3 separate regions of the Homo sapiens genome follow, and regions 1 and 3 are each linked to region 2. A link is a contact called in ENCODE Hi-C or POLR2A ChIA-PET data. All regions are on one chromosome and are shown on one strand. Each heading gives the region's core, a stretch centred on a gene start or an enhancer-like site at or near the end of the contact. The rest is flanking DNA. Distances are from core to core; before and after follow the strand shown. Region 1 holds the start of FOXN3-AS3 (FOXN3 antisense RNA 3). Region 2 has its middle 130 kb from the start of FOXN3-AS2. Region 3 overlaps FOXN3 (forkhead box N3).

The links. A loop is a pair of places that touch in the nucleus more often than their neighbours do. ChIA-PET counts read pairs that join two places held with the same protein, here RNA polymerase II (POLR2A). Pooled maps may share reads with other maps.
Region 1: a pooled map shows a loop between it and region 2 (3-fold over the local background). The contact joins the promoter of FOXN3-AS3 here to the enhancer-like site in region 2. A Hi-C loop is called at or near these places in 1 of 168 maps with a recorded cell type or tissue (B cell) and 8 of 50 pooled maps. POLR2A ChIA-PET finds 5 or more read pairs at or near these places in 1 of 52 experiments (Panc1).
Region 3: a map of sigmoid colon shows a loop between it and region 2 (4-fold over the local background). The contact joins two enhancer-like sites. A Hi-C loop is called at or near these places in 1 of 168 maps with a recorded cell type or tissue (sigmoid colon) and 11 of 50 pooled maps. POLR2A ChIA-PET finds 5 or more read pairs at or near these places in 3 of 52 experiments (GM12878, WTC11 and activated CD4-positive, alpha-beta T cell).

What each region holds. Positions count from the first base shown.
Region 1 is chr14:89,347,834-89,351,688 of GRCh38, forward strand. FOXN3-AS3 (FOXN3 antisense RNA 3) reads left to right here and starts at 2,454. Exons shown (of 2, transcript NR_188029.1): 1 at 2,454-2,660. It overlaps FOXN3 (forkhead box N3), which reads right to left. Exons shown (of 6, transcript NM_005197.4): 3 at 2,839-2,975. RefSeq lists a silencer at 3,583-3,632.
Region 2 is chr14:89,700,502-89,704,305 of GRCh38, forward strand. No RefSeq gene overlaps it. Among named protein-coding and RNA genes, the nearest start is that of FOXN3-AS2, 130 kb to the left of the region's middle. RefSeq lists a silencer at 1,164-1,223. Within about 2 kb of position 1,435, at least 26 of the 41 ENCODE cell types and tissues checked have a DNase peak (open chromatin) inside an H3K27ac peak, as active enhancers do; they include Panc1 and sigmoid colon, where a contact is called at or near this core.
Region 3 is chr14:89,302,681-89,306,360 of GRCh38, forward strand. All of the region lies in intron 3 of FOXN3 (forkhead box N3), which reads right to left. Among named protein-coding and RNA genes, the nearest start is that of FOXN3-AS3, 46 kb to the right of the region's middle. RefSeq lists enhancers at 1,036-1,105, 1,136-1,195, 1,296-1,495, 2,409-2,678. Within about 2 kb of position 1,396, at least 31 of the 41 ENCODE cell types and tissues checked have a DNase peak (open chromatin) inside an H3K27ac peak, as active enhancers do; they include sigmoid colon, where a contact is called at or near this core.

The sequences.
Region 1 (3,855 bases), core at 1,204-3,703, 350 kb before region 2:
CCCAGCTACTCTCAGGCGGCTGAGGCAGAAGAATCCCTTGAACCCAGGAGGCGGAGGTTGCAGTGAGCCAAGATTGCACCGCTGCACTCCAGCCTGGAGAGAGAGCAAGACTCCGTCTCAAAAAAAAGCAAAAAAGGAAAACAGAGGCACGGGTCTACACATCTCAATATTTAGCATGGTATTTGGATGTGAGCAAGGTCTGGGCAGTGCTCTCAAATGTCTCGCTTTTCCCGCAGCATTTCCAGCCACCTGCAGCTCAGTTCAGAGTGACATTTGCCAAGCACACCTGCAAGTCCTAGCAATAACCGCCCATCTAGTATAATCACCATCTTCTTCAGGATGCTAAGTACCAGCCCCATGAAAGCCAAGCACTTCCCAGGTACCCCTCACAGCGATCCAGCAAGGGGCTGACGGGTGATTCCCCGCATCACAGTGGACCCAGCCAGATCACGTCAATTCGGCATTTTGGGGTCCCTGTTTAATGACTCGGTGTTTCACTTCCATCTTCTCTAGGTCATGTCAACAAGTGGCCTGATGGCTTAGAATTGAACCAAATGCCACATCACTGTTAAGACACAGAAATATTGTACAATTACCCAGTGTTCAGTGGCTTCAGTGCAATTTCACACACTAGAGGATCCTGAAGCAAACTCTCAGCTTTCAGATGAAGGGATGACAGTCCCCAGGAAAGAGAAAGTGACTTGTTCTCATGGACTTAAGGCATGGAAGAGGCAGACTAGAATCTCATCTGTCATCTCCCTCCACCGCCAGTGACCTCTGTGGAGGTGAAATCTAAGCACCGCATGGGCAGAAGCAGAAACTGGTTTTTTTTCCCCCCTCAGTCAACTGGGGATAAAGGCTGGAGGTGACGGAGTGGGGTCTGAAATATTCCTTCGGAAATGATTTTCATTACAAAAGCTCTGGTTCATCTGCATTTTTATGTCTATATTAAAAATCAAATGAAGTCATTAAGCTAAGGCCAGCTCAGAATGCCTCTCGCCTGAATATGCATTCCTGTTCCAACCCCCAGAGCTCCTCTATAATCCTTCGAATTATTAAATAATTACTGTGTTTCCCTCGGGGTCACATTTGGCAACAAAATACTGGTCTAAAGGAACCAATGACATGACCCAGTGAGTAACACTCATGTTCTTAACTTCCTAGAAGCAAAGGGAGATGAAATACTTCTGAGGTGCAGAGTGGAAAACCCAGAGAAGGGTATTCCATGCAGCTTGGAGAGTCGGGGGGTGGGGGTAGAATGACAAAGAAACATGAGAATCTGGGAAATATTTCAATAATTAGTGTCACGTCCTCCTTCACCAACCTTGTACATCGGCAATTCTCCACTCCAATCCTGGTTCTCTTCCATTTGGGGAGTGGCTATGGCCACAAGGAGAAAACCAAGCATATGGCTCTGTCCTTCTGGACATGTCTACTATGTTGGCTGGGCTGCTTTGGAAAATCCCACTTTCTCTCCTACAGCTATATGACCTCAAGTTGTCATTTCGAATAAAGTATGCTTCCACTGATTTTTATGAACACAGACAAAAGCTGCTACAACCTTCCCCCCCACACACCAAACCTTTCAAATCAACTGTAGTTGCTATGTAAGGTTATTTGTTTCTAAGGCAACAGTGTATATCTAAGTACTAATGGCCTGTCCTTTTGCCAGGCAACAAACAGCCTTGTGATGCAACTGCACCTGTCTCGGCTACGCGTTACTATGGAGACGCTCCAGTTGCTATGGGTACCATCACGCTAATCGCCTAGCAAAGGCAGACATACAGCAGTCTTCTCAGAGAGCCCAGCTGTTCCTCCCTGTCTCTTGCTGAAGACTGATTGTCTAGGGCCTGTGATGGAATGCTTCTCAACTGAGATGCAGAAGAACTTCATTAATGCTATTTCAGAAGATCACTTTGTGCTCCCTCCTGCAGAACAAACAGCAGACTAGGAAAAGAATCTGCAAAGAAGTGGACTGTAAAATTCCTGAAGTCTATGACATCATGCCATCCCTAATTAACCTCAACTTGCAGTCCAAGGATAATTCCTCTTAACTAGGTGGTTACGATAGAAACATTTCTATACATTTTTAAATATTTTTTTGTAGAACTGAGGAATGCACTTCAAATTCAAGTACTATGTATTCATAAAAATTGATCTTAAAAATTTGGTTCTGATTATTTGGCTCTCTTTTGGAATCTAACATTAAGACACTTTTTAAAAAAGTGACAGGCTACTTACCCTCCCTTCCAATGATATATTTGTAAAAATGGTACCCATGACCTTACTGTCTCAAACAAATGGGCATGTGAGGAGGATAAAATGTCTCTATTGTTTCTACTGTTCTCCTTGAAGAAGCAAAGACCAAGTAACCACAACAAAATGGTCACCTGGGAGCACCGTCTACATGGAGACTGCGAAAGACAACAGTGGGGACAACTGAGTGAGCCTCCACTGAATGTCTGCAGAGACCGGCCAGATGAGGGGATGATGGAGTTGCCTGCTTGACTCGTTCCTGTACTTTTATCCCAACAAAACATGACACACACCGAGATGTGAAAGCTGTCGACTTTTCTTTGTAAATGTTTCTACCCAGGAAGACATGATTTCACCCACCATGAAGCCTTCTGGAAGCACATTCCTCTGACGCTGCAGCAGCGGTAAGGTTTGTAGGAAATACAACAGTGGATATGCCTCCTAATAATACTTAATTTCTTTCTCATTTACCTGCAGTTATTTTTAAAATCTCGTACGGCCTATTAAATTAATTTCCGCGCAGGTCTCTGCCAAAATAATGCCATTTCAGTAGACCAAAAAAAAGAAGTCTGAATTGCTTACCTTTGATATGCCTGAGGACAGGTGGGAGGTGTATTGAACACGTGTGGGTGTGGGTGATAAGGTGTCTTTTTCAAAGCCTGAATTAGATTTTGTCTATACTCTGGGTCTATGCACCACAACGACCCTTTCCCAATACTCTGCAAAGAAAATTAAAATACAAAGGCATTAATAGAGAATTATTAAGTACTTTGCAATAAGTAGATGTATAGCTATTATCACTTCTTTATTTTTAAAAGCTTCTCATTTGTTGACTGTTTGCCAGCCTTAAATATTATACTGACAGTAGAACTCCATAAAATGCACTTCAATCTTACTTGTATTATGTTTGATAGGCAAAATGAACATATTATTACCAGGTTATGGTGATACAACAATATTACAATTTTCATACCCAAACTACCAATAAAATGAGAATCTCATTGTTTTTCAGCGTCAACATTGAAGAACACGTGCATTCTCTTCTAAAAATGAATTTAACTGTGTCAGATTTCTAAAGTTTGGGGAAAAAAAAAAGAGGGCCGAGACACCCCCAAAAGTCCATCTCTGCTCCAGAAATTTAGTTATGTTTTAAAACCATATGACATCGGGATCATTTTATAAAAACAGAAAAGTAATCCCCTTGTTTCTTTCCAGCTTACTCACAAAAGAATGACATTTACTCTTGGAATAGAATTCTGTAATTACCTTCCCTAAGCAACAAAAGAACTCAGGCAGCAATGGTAAAGCCCAACTCAGAATCCACTATTTATTTTTTGGATTCCTCAGTTCCCAGCAATCGACTCCAGCCATTAAGAGTTGAATCTTTAGAAGTCAAACTTTAAAATGCAAATTTTCTAAAACCGTTCTGTGGAGAGAGGGAGGCTTCCTGTGAGGCCCACTTCCTGTGAAGCGTTTGGTCTATGGACAGCCTATTTTTAAAAATGTAAGTCCTTCCTTTGAGGCCCCCCGGAACTGGCAGCAGGCCGACGGGCAATCGTTCCTCTGGCCGCACACTTTCAAGTGACCGAATGTACCCAA
Region 2 (3,804 bases), core at 185-2,684:
TTGAAATATACTACAGGGGATTCTCATCCCAAGATTATGGTCGTTCATGCCTCTAGGTTTAAGTGTTGCTCAATCAGCAAGGTGCTCAATTCACAGTGATTGCTGCGCATTTCCTTGTTGATCAAGAAAATGCAGAATCTCAGCGCAGACACATTTACCAGCACATTTACCATCAAAATGAATATAAGAAATAAGATTTTGATTTAAATTTTCCAGTTGCAGCAGATCGAGAAAAATATGTGCAGGAGAGGATTCCATTTGAAAAGCTCTGATTCAAATAAGTCCAAAGAGAATGCATCTCTATGTACCTAATGTTGCCTTCGAATTAGACAGTAAGCTTTTCTCGCTCAGAGCCCTTGTCAATTTGATTAAACTCACAAACATGTGACTGACTCCGCCTCTATTAAAAACACTCAAGCCAGAGAACGACTGAGAAGCGTGTGGCTTTGTCTTTGTGAGTGGGTCTTTTGGCCAAGCGATCATTACACTAGCTAAATGGGTGTACGGTTAAATTTAATACTCCACAACTGAATTCTCCAATCGCAGCTCACTGCAAAAAGTGATTTAGAATAATGCAAATTTGAGTCCAGAATCTAGAACACCCTTCCAGGCACGGAGGTTTTCCGTTTAAATGGCCCTCGGGAAATAACACTGATTTTCAAAGTCGTTTTAAAAGGCAGCTTTTGGCAGCTGCTATCTTTTGCATATTCTCTTTCCGAGATTAAAGAACCTTCAGGTGACAACACCTAGGGTAAAAGGATGGGACATCAGGCTGCAGACGTGCGTATGCGTGTGTGCACACGCGTGCAGTCTTGACTAGGTGTGGAAAAAAGGTCCGAAGAGATTCCAAAATCAAAAAAATTCCCTTGGCCTACTCCGGCCCCGAAGACCAACTCAGACCCCACCAGACAAACTGGAAAGTCTCCAAGCTCTCAGTCGCCCCAGTCGGCGGGGGAGTGAGTGGGGCCGACCGGCCTTGCGGCCCTGCCACCTTTCGGGGCGACTCGGTTTCTCCACTGACACCCCCGGGCGCGAGGTCTGGTCCATCCCGGAGTGGGAGCTAGGCAGGGACGCCACCTGGCAGCCCACTCTGGGCCCCTGGCCCGCGTTTCCCGCAGGCGCCGGCGGCGTCGGGCGCGGCCGCCGCGCTGCCATGGCAACGGCGGTCCGCCCCCCCCCCGCTTCCCGGCGCCGGCGCGCCAGCGGGGCGGGGCGGGGCGGGCGTTGCTAGGAAACCGGCGGCGGGCCGCCTCCGCGGCGCGGTCTCTCGGCTTCCACCCTTCACCTACTTCCCCTGCGGGGCCGGAGTGGGGGAGGGTCGGGGGAGGCCATCGGGAAGCCACGTGGTGGCCCGGGGCCTCGCGGCTCATTCTGCGTTGCGCCGTCCCTTCCAGGTCGAGTTGACGGCCTTTTCCCCCTTGGCGTACAAGTATTGAGTCCCGCGCCCTGGGAGGGAGACGGCGCTCAGCAAATTTAGATGAATGCAACGCTTCAACGTGGGCTCTCGACCTCTGGTCCCCCATCCCCTGCCGGCTCTATTAGGACAATGAAGTCCCCAAACTCCACTGGAGGGTTCTTCACCCACTCTTCTTCCCCTCCAAAGGAACCATCTCTTGAACTTCACGAAATCCAGGAGCAATGCTAAGCGTTTTGTATACATCACCTCATTTTCAATCCTGTGAGGTGGGAGCTGGGAACTTCATTTTAACAGGAATAAAATGTGGCCTACAGCTGGTTGGGGTGGAGCCAGGACTTGAAGTCCAGTTGTGCTTATTAACTTCAAGTGTCTGCCTTTTTATAATGCTCAAGTTCGTCCTCTCAGCTGCCTCTTGGCTAGCCCAGCATCCCCCTTTGCTGTCCAAACACCCACACCAGCCAGGACACACTGTCTGGAACATGGTCTGACAAGGGGATTAAAAACTTGAAATCAAGGTTGTCCAAAAAATCTGGGGCATACGGTTTATGTTGATGTATCATTGATAATTTACAGATGTCCCACTCTGTAATGTACTACCAGAATAACCACTTATGATCATCAAATTCTTAGGAAATGAAAATCCAAACCAAAGACAATTGACTCATGGTAGGTACTCCATTCTGGGCTTTAACATTTTTTTTTTTTTTTCTTGTAAACCATAGCTGTTCACTAAGTGTTTTTTTTTTTTTTTTTTTTTCTTTATTTCCTTGTCACTGACTTGAAGCTCGAGAGTGTATTTTCTACTAGGGAACTGTCTTGGGTTGCCAAGGATTTGCGTGCAAGCAATTTATTAAGGAAGAGCTTCCAGGAGAAACTAGAAAGGGAAGCAGAATAGGAAAGAAGCAGCCAAGCAAGGGAGCAATTTAAGGTGAAGTTCCAGCCCCAGCAAGATCCCCAGCTAGTTCTGGAGCATAAATTAGAATTTATCCCAACTTGAGGCAAGGGAGCTGGGGTTTTCATAACCCTGCACCAATTAGTCACTGGCTATAGTCTTTCCTGGAAAGGGTGGGGGGACAAAAATACCTAGCACTTCTGGTTCTGAGGTGAGTCTGGGTGAGTCTAGGCACTTAATTTAGACGCGTTAAGTGAGTCTAGGTGCTTAATACCTCTTCTGCAGTGAAGTGGCTCCTATAGATTAAGGGAAGGAAGTTCTCTGAAGGAAGGGGTATGAACCTTTAGGAGTAAACCACTTAGAAGCTGGGGCTAGGGGCAATGAACTGGAAAGGGGGATATGAAGGGATCTGGGCAGAGCACCAACAACACCCATGACAGTCCACCCCCTGCACCACTTAGATCCACATGTGCATTAGTTCGTTCTCAGGCTGCTATAAAGAAATACCTGAGGCTGCAAAATTTACAGAGAAAAGAGGTTTAATTGGCTCATGGCTCTGCAGGCTGTACAGGAAGTATGGTGGCCTCTGCTTAGCTTCTGGGGAGATCTCAAGAAACCTTCAATCATGGTGGGAAGTGAAAGAGAAGCAGGTACATCCTACATGGCCAGGGCAGGACCAAGGAAGAGAAGGGGAGATGCTACACACTTTTAAGCAACCAGATCTTGCCATAACTCACTCATGAGAACAGCACCAAAGGGGAAATCTATTCCCATAATCCAGTTACCTCCCACCAGGCCCCCACCTCCAACACTGGGGATTACAAATCCACATGGGATTTGGGTGTGGACACAAATCCAAACGATATCAACATGCTTCTCACGTCAGTTTCACTTCATCATGTCACAGCTTATTCAAAAAAGACAGACCATAGATAGCCCTTGCTGCTGCAGCTGGTCCTAAGACAATAACATATTCATCATCTGTATTAGTTCCTTCTCATGGTGCTAACCTGAGACTGGGTAATTTATGAAGAGGTTTAATTGACTCACAGTTCAGCATGGCTGGGGAAGCCTCAGGAAACTTACAATCATGGTGGAAGGGGAAGCAAAGACATCCTTCTTCACATGGCTGCTGGAAGAAGAATGAAAGCTGAGTGAAGGGGCAAGCCCCTTATAAAATCATCAGATCTCATGAGAACTCACTCACTATCACTTGAATAGCATGGGGGAAACCACGCCCATGATTCAGTTACCTCCCACGGGGTCCCTCCTGTGATACTTGGAGATTATGGGAACTACAATTCAAGATGAGATTTGGGTGGAGACACAGTCAAATTATACCATAATCTTTCTTCCCTATCATCCATTCTAGATTCTCCTCAACCTCAACTAGCCCCCCATTTTTTTTTTTTTGAGACAGAGTCTCACTCTGTTGCCAGGCTGGAGTGCAGTGGCGCCATCTTGGTTCACTGCAATCTCTGCCTCCTGAGTTCAA
Region 3 (3,680 bases), core at 146-2,645, 400 kb before region 2:
CCTGAAAGCTCCTGAAGGATGTGACTTATCCTCCAAAGCCACTTGCAGAGCCCAGTACCAATCGGGTCTGAGAAGGTATGCTACTTCTCTCCCTTTCATCTGCCCTTCTCTGTCCACCTCCACCCTCTTCAAAGGCTGCCCACCTCCGCCCTCTTCAAAGGCATTGTTCAAAGGAGTCACAGGCCACCAAGTTTTAGTACTGTGCTACAGCTTAGCCTTTCCAGGGAGGACACTTTATGTGTAGGGCATTCTTTGCCTGCACTAAACTGCTACCACTTCATATACACAGATTCAGGGACTTTTGCTAGCAATGACTCCACTTTAATTTGTGTATAATCCAGTCAATCGTGTGCTCAAAATGACTCCTGGCTCCCTGTGACCTGTGCCACTTCCAGGTTCTTTAGCACTAAACAATTGGCTCCACTTGCTCCAGCTTCTCCTGCCACCCCTTGTCTTTTAGTTTTTTTCGCTCTGACAATACCAAGTTGCTCATGGTCCCTTGGAGACACCAGAGCGCCTTTGACCTCTGTCATTGCTACTCAGTTGCCCCTGCTTGGAATGTCCCTCACTCCCTTGTTTTCTTTGCAAACTTTTATGCTGTCTTGAAAATACTGCTCCTCCTGTCTTCTTCCTGCCTCCCTCCATGCTGAGAGCAGATCCTATCTGTCTTATGCTGTCTCCTTTCCATGAAACACAGGGTATTATAAGTTAGTTATTTATGGAGCTAGACTGTGAGCTCTCTGAAGACACTGACGATCTGATTCAGCTCATGTCCCCAGGAGCTGGCATGGAGTAGGTGTTCAATAAACATCTGCTAAAAAAAAAAAACAAAAAAAAAACTAGCCCTATAAAGTATATAGGGCTGGTATTATGATCCTCATTTTGCAGCTAAGAACACTTAATTCAGAAAGGAAAAGTCACTTAATGAGGGTCGCATGGCTAGTAAGTGACTCATGCTCTCTTCATTGCCATGATGCTTACATAACTACCTCCCGTTTCCTGCTGTCTCTTGAGTTTGGTGATCTACAGAAAAGAAAAGGAAAACTGAAGAAACAATACAAACACTTCAAAAGTTTAATGGATGTTTCTGAGCATCTATACATCGCCTTCTTCTCAGAACAGACATTGAGGACAGTCCTATAATTCACTATTATCAGTGTATCTACTTTAACTTGGAGCCCAGGCAACCAAGCACTAAATTAACACTGCCCTGTCTCTGCAAAGGTGATGGGGGACAAGACGCCTTGTAACTTTGAAGAAGAGATTTACACACCCCTGTGTCTCCCATATAAATGGACTCAAGAGCTGCAGCAGTCCATAAATGATCCTTTCTTTCCACTGTTGATAGTTGAAGGCAGCCGTTTCCAGCTTCTTGCCGGTGATCACTCTGCTAAAAATAGCTTTGATGCTGTCACATGCAAACTTGAACAGAACCTGAAAGCAGTTCCCCTTTTAGTTCTGAGCTGGTTCAACTTTAAAAGAGAGGCAGCTGTGAACACACTCCAGCGTGTTTACATGATGCTGAAGTAGTTCAGCTCGTAGTAAAAATACCACTGAAAAGGGACAGGCTTGGGTTTGCAGCCTCTGCTGACGACATTTCTTCCTGCTGAGCTGGAGCCCGGGAAGGGGCGGGAAGGGGCGGTAAGGTTAGCAGGGAAAATCCAAAATGTCCAGTTTGAAGGGGAAAGTGGCTGTGAGCAGAACCGCGGTGAAGACAGGAGAGAGATGTTTGTTGAGATGTGAGATTTCTGACTATGGTGGAGGTGGGGGCAGGAGAGGCGGCAAAGATCATATAGAAAAGAGAACTTAGACAACAGGGGGTGCTTTTTAAAAATTCTGTTAAAAATATCTAAGGGCTGTTTTTTTAGAAATCAAGGAAACAAAGGATGAAATACATTCAACATCTTGGCCATTCATTTGATACCTTATGTTGGTTTGCTGGGCAAATGGATGATTCTGGATGTGTTCTGAAAACTGGGCCCAAAACTAAGGATAAAGCAGAGTATGGGCTTGGAAACCAGAGAAAACCTGGGCATTCAACCCGGCTGCTCCTCGTCTGGCCCCCATAAAACTTGGCTTAAGCACTGGTGTCTCCCAGACCTTCTGCACAGAGCTGGGAGTTAAGTGAGAAAATACACACCGAAGTGCCTGGTGGAGCGGGGGACCCTGACCCATAATAGACAACGTCCTTTAAAAACATATACCCAGAGGAGAGGAAGCTGACAGTGATCTGCGGACAAATCTGGAATACAGTGTAGTTTCTTAAAAAAAAAAAAAAAAAAAGTACCAACCAAATAAATAGTGTTTTTTCTTCCTTCTTAATTCTATGTGGCCAAAGCATGACTCACACTATATTTGCTTATGAAATGAGAATTCATTTTACGAAGTTGTCCTAGAAAACTTACGCTGAGCCCGGCTGATCTGGAGGGGACGAGAGGAAGGCCTGGCCAGCACCAGGACGGATCACACAGGCCGGGTGCTGGTGTCTGTACCCACTGAGGGCCACTAGGAGATGGGAACTGAGGTCATCGATGGTGAACTCGCGGCTCCTGCTTAAGAACCAGAATCCTGACTTCAGACGTTTATGCTGGAGCTTCACATATGTTTCAGAACCCATCGTTCAACAAAAACCTCAGATTCATCTTAAGAGCCCTTGAGAAAAGGACGCCTCTATGACATCACTGTCCTACCCGATGAGTTTCAGTACCATGAGCAGATGACATGTGACCCAAGTACGAAGTGAGCAGGTTCTCTAAACAAGCTATAAATTTGAGCAGCACACTGAGGTTATATTAGCATAGGAATTTATCACGTAAGTTATATGTTTGAACAACAGAACAGACTTAACATACTGCTGTATCTTTAACTATCATTTTTTGTTAACAAGACAAAAGAATTTACAGTTTCTGCCAACTGTTTTGTTGGCCCCTAATACCACGATTAGCTGTTGCCAGGCAACCATGAAGCATGCTTCCTCCCAAATCAGGAAGACCCACTGCTAAATCTAGACTAATTATAAAAGGAGACAAATATTTAAAAGCCTTATATTTATGAAGGATTTGGGAGGTGCCCTGATAAGAATGATTCTTATTAAACGGATCTAACTAAATACAATGCATATGTCTGCAGTGCATTGTCACAGGTTTTGTAAAACAATTTAGGAAAACTGAATGTTTCTGCAACTTTCCTAATTTCCCTCAATAGGATACTAAACAAAACCAGGTGTTTATAATTTGTGGAAGCATGTCTTTTGCCTACTTCTCTAAGAATAAGGATGAAAAGAAGCAGCTGAGAGACCTAAGCCTTTTAAAATACATATATATTTGCAAAGAAATTATGAGAACACCACCACCATTTTCACAACCCTTACAGAGCTATGTGCATATAATGCTCAGCAGCTTTCCTCTCAAGTTTCTGCCTTTGTCTGCATTCTCAATTCCCTCTATTTCAAGAGTCATTTAGAATTCTCTGTGTGGAGAAGAGTTTTTCAGTCCCTGAGGCGAGCCTCCTTGCCATCAGCACTAAACTGCTGGTGGCAGGCTCCAACAACCGGAGTTCTAATGTCTAGAGACCCTGCTTCATCCCCAAGAGGGGAGCTGAAGAAACAGAAAAGCTCAACACACACACACACACTCACAGACACACAGACGCATGCACACACACACACACACACACTTTGG